Linked DNA regions of Homo sapiens: region 1 is linked to region 2. Evidence: chromatin loops called from intact Hi-C (ENCODE). Cell type or tissue: Caco-2. All regions are shown on one strand. Each heading gives the region's core, and the rest is flanking DNA. Links, peaks and the distances in the headings are about the cores only. Region 1 has its middle 28 kb from the start of QSOX1. Region 2 overlaps LOC101928933 (a long non-coding RNA gene).

Region 1 (4,392 bases), core at 211-4,210, 200 kb after region 2:
CCTAGGAGGGTGTTTCATGCGGAGGGAGGTGTGAGCAGAAGCAGAAAGGCAGGCTGTTTTGATTGGAAGGCTGGGGCAATGGGGCTGGAGAGGTGTGATGGGACTACACCATGGACATTTGAAGCTGCATTTAACAAATGATTTCTCCTGTCAGTTCTTCAGCAACCTCACAGTGACAGCTGTGCTGGCAGGGAAGAACGTCTGAGTGGTGGGAGGCAGGTGGCTGGGGTAAGGTCCACTGGCCACTGTCAAGAGGCCTCACTGAGGGGCCTTAACTACTTGGGACAATTTGCCACCACCAGGGTCTGCCCCCCAACCTGATAGGGTTAGAAACCAGAACACATCCGTGCTCCCACAGATGAGCAGGCCCTCTGGAGAAGTCAGAATAAGTCACGTGAATTGGAAGAATGAGCCAGAAAGCCATCTTACTAACTCAGAGTGAATCCCAATTGCCCCATCCTCTTTCCACAGCCACGCCCCTCCCCTTGCCTATCCCCCGAGGCACAGCAATAATTGGTGGTAAGTTTGGTTAGCACAGAAATGGAGCCAAGTCTTGAGGAGCATTTCACCCAGGAATGGTGGGCCCGGGAAATCCTCTCTTCCCACTCATGCCTGGGCTGCTCCTGTCTCCATGCCACCTCTCTCCCTCCTGGACAATGCTGACCCTGACAGCCGCCACATTCACTTCTCCAACTGCCCAACAAAAACCTTCACAACAGGCCAGGCACAGTGGCTCACACCTGTAATCCCAGCACTTTGGGAAGCCGAGGTGGGTCGATCACCTGAGGTCAGGAGTTCAAGACCAGCGTGGCCAACATGGTGAAACCCCGTCTCTACTAAAAATACAAAAATCAGCCAGATGTGGTGGGATGCACCTGTAATCCCAGCTACTCGGGAGGCTGAGGCAGGAGAACCGCTTGAACCCGGGAGGCAGAGGTTGCAGTGAGCCGAGATCGCGCCATTGCACTCCAGCCTGGGTGACAGAGCAGGACTCTTGCCTCAAAAAAAAAAAAAAAAAAAAAAAATTCCTTCACAACAGATAGGGCTGCCCGCCAAGCTTACCTCGTGGGAGCCCTTGACATATATCATCGTATGCAGCCCTCATGACCACCTTCTGAGGTCAGCCCCATTCTACAGGTGAGGGAACTGAAGTTAAAAAGGTTAAGGATCTTGCTCAAGAACACAGAGCTTGTGAGTGACACAACCTGGCCTCACCTGGGTCTGTCTGGCTCCCACAGCCAGGCCCTCTCCAGATGCCTTTACTCCTATGTTTCTATTCGTCCATTGTTCCATTTCTTGGAACATCTTCCTCGGGCCTCAGAACACGTTCCACCTCCTCCTTTGGCACTTCTGAGTGGACACCCTCAGTCGCCAGCCAGACCACCACATCCTAGAAAAGACCCCAAGGACTCTCCATGGCAAAACTAGAATCTTTACATGCCACCCCATTTGTTCAGAATAGAACCCAAGCCCCTAGTGGGCTGCAAGGCGCCCCCCACAGCCTGGGCTCACGTCCCCATTACACACCCTCCTCAGGCCAGCGTCGGGATCACTTGGGGGCTATTGAAAATGCGAATATGGTGGCATTTCCCCAGCCTCTGGCCTGGTCTCTTGGCGTTGTTAATAGCGATGATAAGCAACATGACTGTTTACTCTTGCTAGTCACTTGTTTTACAAGTATTTGTTCACCTAATCCACAAATTACCCTGTGAAACAGAAACTGTTAGTAGACATATTTAATAGACGAGATGGTTGAGGCACCAGGAGGGTAATTAACTTGCTCAATATCATCAGCTAGTAAGTGGTGGAGCTGGATCGGAAACCATTTGTCACGTCTATCCCCAGACGCCCAGCAGGTTCACATCTCAGACCTAAAGCTTGTATCTGCTGAAAACAGATGACTCAGGCCTGACTTCCAGGTGTTGGAGCAGAGAAAAGAGAAAACCAACTGGGTCTGCAGCCTGCACTGGGACCACGCCCTTCTGAGAGCCACTGCGCCCAGGTTAGGACGGCGCAGGTTCAGTTCTGCCACATGAATTCAGACCCCACTTCTTCCCAAATAGGGTAAACAAAAGAATGTCAGCCTCAACATCCTGTTCTTTAGAAATCCCTGCTGCTTTCTTCCTTAGCCCCACCCACTGTAATACTTTGCTCAAGGTAGGTTTCATAGTGAGTTGAAAGGCAGCCTTCATTTCTCAATATGACAAATTAAACTCTTGTCAAGGGATGCTTTATATTTAGCTATTAAAAAGAACTGAAAACAGGTCGGGCATGGTGGCTCACGCCTGTAATCCCAGCACTTTGGGAGGCCAAGGCGAGTGGATCACGAGGTTAGGAGATCGAGACCATCCTGGCTAACACGGTGAAACCCCATCTCTACTAAAAATACAAAAATATTAGCCAGGCATGGTGGCGGACGCCTGTAGTCCCAGCTACTCGGGAGGCTGAGGCAGGAGAATGGCGTGAACTCGGGAGGCGGAGCTTGCAGTGAGCCGAGATCACACCACTGCACTCCAGCCTGGGCAACAGAGCAAGACTCCACCTCAAAAAAAAAAAAAAAAAAAAAAGAATTGAAAACAATTTGCATGTCTGTGAATGTGTGTTTGTGTCTGAGTGTGTGGTGCAATCATTATTAGCAAAGGGGAAGATGGCAGGTGGCACATGTCACAGGCAGAAGAATTTTGCAGGGAAGTACATAGAGAATCCTCAAGGTGGTGACGTGCCTGCCACGTTCCAGGACTGCATGGCTCCCAGCAGCTCATAAGAATCCCACTTTGAGCACTGCAGGGAAAACGGGTCACCTCATCCCTTCCAGCTCAGCTGTGCCCAGGGCCTAGGACTTCCCACTGGGGACTCTGTGGCTGTTTATTTTAGTCCCTGCTCCTGCCAGCTCTGTGCTTGGCGTCCACCTGAGGCAGCTTCCTGGAGAAACGGCTGAGCCACAGGGCATTGTCCCCAGACCGCAGAGCAAATGGTGGAGTGCCATGACGATGACAAACATTTACTGAATGTGTAGACATTCCCACTTAATCCTTGAAAACAGAACACAAAATAGGCTAAGAGCTTACATAATTTGCCTGATGTCACAGTTAATAAGTGGTGGAACTGGCATTCAAACCCAAAACATACGCTTCGAACCACTCTACGGATCACTGGTGACCAGCTCAGGATGCCAGCAAGAGCAGGCCTCCCATGAGAGAGCGTCGTGCAGTTTGCTGGATACGGTGGGAATGACCCATATTTGAGCTCCCAGGGGAGAAGCAAATGGGGGACAGGACTGGACAGCCAAGGTGCAGGGCATCCTCTGGGAAGGCGCGTGGCTCGGAACACAAAGGCTTCCCGGGTGCAGCATGGGAGGGAGCCCGGGCCAGGCTTCTTGGGTCCACGCCTAGCTCTGCCACTCAGACCCACCCCAGGATCTGTGGGCCCAGAGGGGAGGATGGAAGGAGGCCACAGACCACATGTCTAAATATTTAAAATACTTTAAAGCTGTCAGTCAAGCCGACAGACATAAGGAGAATACACTCCACCCTCCTACGTTGACACATAAACTTCTCAATGACCTGGAAGGCCAGGTGTGAATGCAGAACTCTGGGGCTCCACACAGTTCTGTGTCTGGAGGAGGGAGTGTGGGGAGGCCCATGGCTCGCCCTCCTCTTCCCACGCCCTGCTCTGTCACACCTTCAAAGGGGCCACGTGTGGACAGTGAGACTGCTGGTTCAAATTCTGTCCACACTTTTCATAAAGAGCTGCCCTGCGGCCACCATTTGGGCCCACTGAGGTGGCAGCATGCACCCAAAGGAAGACAGGCCTGGGGAGAGGCCCTGGCAGCAGCCTCATGGCTGTGTGGGCTGGAATTCCACAGTGTGTGCTCCCAAGTGTAGTCCACAAGCAGGAAGTGAGCCTTCCCCTTGGCTCCGAGGGCTCCTTGCCTTGTGGGGAGGGCACCGCCAGACAGAGGCCAGAGCAGGCCATCTAAAGCGTGGGGCCCTGGCAGAGGCCCGTCAGGCCTGGCTCTCGGGAGGTTGCTGCCACCATTTCCTTATTGTGGAACTTTGGGCACATTAGTCTCTCTGTGCCTCGCCTTCCTCCTCTGTGAATGGAGATGATTACAGTGAGGAATAACCGAGGAACAGCGTGCCTATTCAGGATGAGTAAGGTGCTTATGGCGGTGCTCGGAAATAGTAAGTGTGATATAAATGCTCACAATTAAGTGTAATTAGTGTAATTATTATTTGGTTTTAGTCAGGGATCTTCAAAGTCGTTAACAGATTGAGTGCTGGAAAAAAAATAAAAAACTCATCCGTTCTCAGGCCAGAGCTTGTAAAGGAAGAGAAAGTGTGGGAAAGCAGGGAGCAGAAGGGAGTGGGATAGAGGGAACGTGGGGCATTC
Region 2 (4,392 bases), core at 313-4,312:
TTTTCATAATATTTGAAGTAGGTGCTATTACTATCTTTCTGTTACCAATGAGGAAACACAGACCCAGAACTACTGTTAGTAACTGATGGAGCTAGGATTTGAACTCAGTCTGACTCCAGAATCTGCATTCTTAACCATCATTCTACAATTCTACATTGTATTCCATCATAATGTCCACTTTTTTTTTTTTTTTTGAGATGGGGTCTTTCTCTGTTACTGAGGCTGGAGTGCAGTGGCATGATCTTGGCTCACTGCAACCTCCGCCTCCCGGGCTCAGGCAATCCTCCCACCTCAACCTTCTGAGTAGCTGGGACTACAGGCACACACCACCACACCCAGCTAATTTTTGTAGAGATGGATTCGCTGTGTCACCCAGGCTGGTCTAGAACTCCTGGACTCAAGTGATCCACCCGCCTCGGCCTCCCAAAGTGCTGGAATTACAGGCGTGAGCCACCATACTCAGGCAGTATCCACTTCTTAAGGAGCAAAAATGGCATTAAATAATATAAGCATACGATGCTTGGGGAGGTGGTGGTGGAATGTAGCCATATTTTTTATGGAAAGACTGTGTTAAAAGTGAACATTTTGAAGGTTTTTAACTGGTGAAAGAAACTAGCCTGGAATAATGCCACCAGAGACTGAGTGGAAGTCATCCCTTTTGAAGGTGCCATTCTTATGAGCCAAAAGTTTGTCGTTTAAAAGTTCATTTTGAGGGAATAACGTAACATAATTTTAAATAAAGGTATAGTAACCTTTAAAAGAACATTATAGCTGAATATTGTGAATGGGGTGAATTTGTTAAATGAATAACTTTGATAAAGTTTTCATGCACAGGCAAAATGTATTCACTAGATTTCTATGTAGTGATCTGCTTTTACTTTGTAATTTGTAGTCCTCAAAAGACTTTAAAAAAAATAAAGTCCATACTTACACTAACAAAAAAAACACATAATGCATGTATGTTGAGGAAACATACTGCCTGGCCCATAGAATCACCGGATTATCTAGTGAAATTTACACCTCTTTATAGAGATAAAAACCTGACAATAATGTTTGGAACTCTGTTAGGTAGAATGCTCTCTAATAACAAAGGCCTATTATGGTTCTGATGTCCTAATTTGAAAGTAAGTTGGGCAGGGCGTGGTGGCTCACGCCTGTAATCCCAGCACTTTGGTAGGCTGAGGCGGGCGGATCACGAGGTCAGGAGTTCGAGACCAGCCTGGCCAACATGGTGAAACCCCATATCTACTAAAGTTAAAAAAAATTAGCCAGGCGTGGTGGCACGCACCTGCAGTCCCAGCTACTCAGGAGGCTGAGGCAGGAGAATCACTTGAACCCAGGAGGCAGAGGTTGCAGTGAGCCAAGATCACGCCACTGCACTCCAGCCTGGCGACAGAGTGAGACTCCGTCTCAAAAAAAAAAAAAAAAAAAAAAGGAAATTGAACTAGATGATATTTAAAGTCTCTGTCAATGCTGATTCTATAAAATTGGCAAAGTTTGTAATAGCTTAATATAATGTAAAGCCCAGAATATTTTGCTTGATATAGCCTCTGAAAGAGAATCACTTATAGTCCATGATCTGTCCAACATTCAACAGGCATCTCAAACTGTGTTGGAGTAGTGTAATACTTGCTGCTTGAAATATAAGATCTGAGTGAGCAAATTCCAATGAAATCTTTTCCTTTGGAAATAGTTCCAAAGAATTAAGCTTTCTATTGTTAACAGGCAAGTTCCAAAGACCAAAGGTTTGCTCCTCTGAAATATTTTCATTAGCCTTGAATAAGCAAGTTGGCAGAGAGAGGGAACGAAGTACTTTTGTGTTCAGAAAATGCAGCCAACTTCCTATCTCTGGCTTTACCTCTAAGTTTTGTTATTGAATCAGCAGTTCTGTTTTTTTAAGTCATCTGGTTATTCCCAAGGTGGCCCTTTGACCTTTGCAGTTTGCCCAAAGGAGATCTACATGTATTAGCTGGTTGGACTATAGGTTAAGCTTAGATTTAGCTCTAAGCAATGAACCCTTTGCCCTTATATCACCTGTTATCTCGTTCCTGCAGAAAAGGAACACAAACATCCAAATTTATAGCAGTCTCAACATCTGCCTTAAAGCTTTTGTAAAGTATACAGGGAGTAATGTAAATATGTGCATGCTAACATTAATGTGAAATAAACTCTAAGTAAACAAGAGGAATGAATGGATAAGGCTAATATAACTCTCATAGCTACAGCCATCTCCCATAATTGGAAAGTTAAGTGCTTTAAAAAATTTGTTTCAAATTTTAAACATAATAATTTAAACAAAAAAATTAAAGTTTTAGTTTCATGGTTTCTTCAAAGTATCAATTCTCCTCAAAACAATAAAAACAGCCAATGAAATTAAAATACATAAAGAGTACCCGGTAAATAGAAACGAATAAAGTAAAAAAGTAAGTTGAACAGGAGAAGTTTGGAAGTAAGGTGCTGGGATAATCAACAAGCCTGGTAAGGTCCATTTCTCAGACAGTATGAGGTCATGCTGCAGATAGCAACATATTTCTGGCGCCTTCCATCTGAGGTTCTTCAAGTGCATAGCTGATGTTATCTTATAGCAAATATTATTACCTCCATTTTATAGGTGCAGAAACTAAGATACCAGGAGATTAGATAACTTGCTTAAGCCTGCACAATGAGTCAGTGATAGAATCAGAAGTGTATTTCAGGAATCTAATCTTTTCTGTTTGAATCACTAGGTCAGCTTTCTAGATACCAAAAGACATGTATGAATTTTTATTAAAATTAATAAATTGTAAATTTTGTTAATATACTTAGAAAATGGATTATCTTCTGTAAACAATTCAGTGAAATATTTTTGTTGTAAGCCATTGTTGCTTTTTGGGGGGAAAAATTTAAGAGGTGATTTAAAAATAAGTTCTCCCAGGTTTGAAAAGGTATTCATGTGAGGTTTAAATTATTTAGGAAAACCCATTTTAAAGGTTGAGCATGATGGTGAACGCCTGTAATCCCAGCACTTTGGGAGGCCGAGGCAGGCAGATTGAGCTCAGGAGTTTGAGACCAGCCTGGGCAACATAGTGAGACCCTGTCTCTACAAAAGGTTTAAAAGTTAGCCAGGTGTGGTGGTGTGCACCTGTAGTCTCAACTCCTCAAGAAGCTGAGGCAGGAGGATTGCTGGAGCCCAGTTCAAGGCTGCAGTAAGCTGTGATTATGCCACTGCACTCCAGCCTAGGCGAAAGAGTGAGATTCTGTCTAAAAAAAAAAAAAAAGAAAGAAAAGAAATTTATTTTGGCAGAAGTACAAGGATTGGCACATGTTGTTGTGGTCCTTGTAGACTTTCAATGACAGATAAAGTAGTTCTATAATTAGGATAAAAATTAGAACAAGGGTAATAAAGAGTGAGTAATATTTTGGAGTCTTATACAGGCAGGGGCCAGACACTTGGGCCAGCTGTCAGCTTCTCACGTTGCCTGCTTCTTATTCCAAGACTGAGCAGCAGAGTGGTTCCTGGTAAATTTTAATTTCAGATAACCATCAGATTGAGATGTCCGTTCAGGAGACTTAGCCTTGAAAAACAAATTTTTTTATAACACCTGGACCAGTTCCTTACAGTAGGTGAGCACGTGACCTTTGATTAGATTTGATTCATAAAGTGCATGGGTCTTCCAGTAATTATCTCAAATGGGGATAACCAATGTTTTCCAAAAGGGGTAGGTCTAAGATTAAACAGCACCAAGGGCAAAACTTTTGGCCAGTACAGACTGAAAGATTCAACTAATTTTGCCAATTGAGTCCTTTTTTTTTTTTTTTGAGACGGAGTCTCGCTCTGTCGCCCAGGCTGGAGTGCAGTGGCACAATCTTGGCTCACTGCAAGCTCCACCTCCTCGGTTCACGCCATTCTCCTGCCTCAGCCTCCTGAGTAGCTGGGACCACAGGTGCCCGCCACCACGCCCGGCTAATCTTTTTTTTTTTTTTTTTTGTATTTTTAGTAGAGACAGGGTTTCACTGTGTTAGCCAGGATGGTCTCGATCTCCTGATCTCATGATCTGCCCGCCTCGACCTCCCAAAGTGCTGGGATTACAGGCGTGAGCCACCGTGCCTGGCGCCGATTGAGTCTTAATTGTTCCATCAGTATGTTCCACTAATCAAGAGGACTGTCAGTGGTGGCCACAGTGGAAATGCAGAATAGGCAAAATTTTACATATTGATTTTATATTCTGCCTAGCAAAATGAGTGCCTTCGTCACTGTACAGTTCTGAGGGTACACCCCATATGGGGATTATTTTTTCCTAATAAGATTTAACTTACTGCTTAGGCTGTTAGTCTGCAATGGGGAAAGGCTTCCACCCAGTGGGAAAACATATAAATCATAACCAAAACAAATTTATATCATTGAGATGGTAG

What was found. A loop is a pair of places that touch in the nucleus more often than their neighbours do. Peaks named below come from ENCODE experiments on the same cell type or tissue, not always from the same donor. Only the 100,000 strongest peaks of a DNase experiment are listed, where the experiment ranks them.
Region 1: a loop joins it to region 2, with 23 times the contacts of the local background. A loop is called at or near these places in 1 of 110 quality-filtered maps.

The regions. Positions count from the first base shown.
Region 1 is chr1:180,125,141-180,129,532 of GRCh38, forward strand. No RefSeq gene overlaps it. Among named protein-coding and RNA genes, the nearest start is that of QSOX1, 28 kb to the right of the region's middle. In Caco-2, for the core only: no CTCF peak of the experiment used is centred there; a DNase peak (open chromatin) is centred at 1,821.
Region 2 is chr1:179,928,539-179,932,930 of GRCh38, forward strand. All of the region lies in intron 2 of LOC101928933 (a long non-coding RNA gene), which reads right to left. Among named protein-coding and RNA genes, the nearest start is that of CEP350, 24 kb to the right of the region's middle. In Caco-2, for the core only: no CTCF peak of the experiment used is centred there; DNase peaks (open chromatin) are centred at 1,933 and 2,533.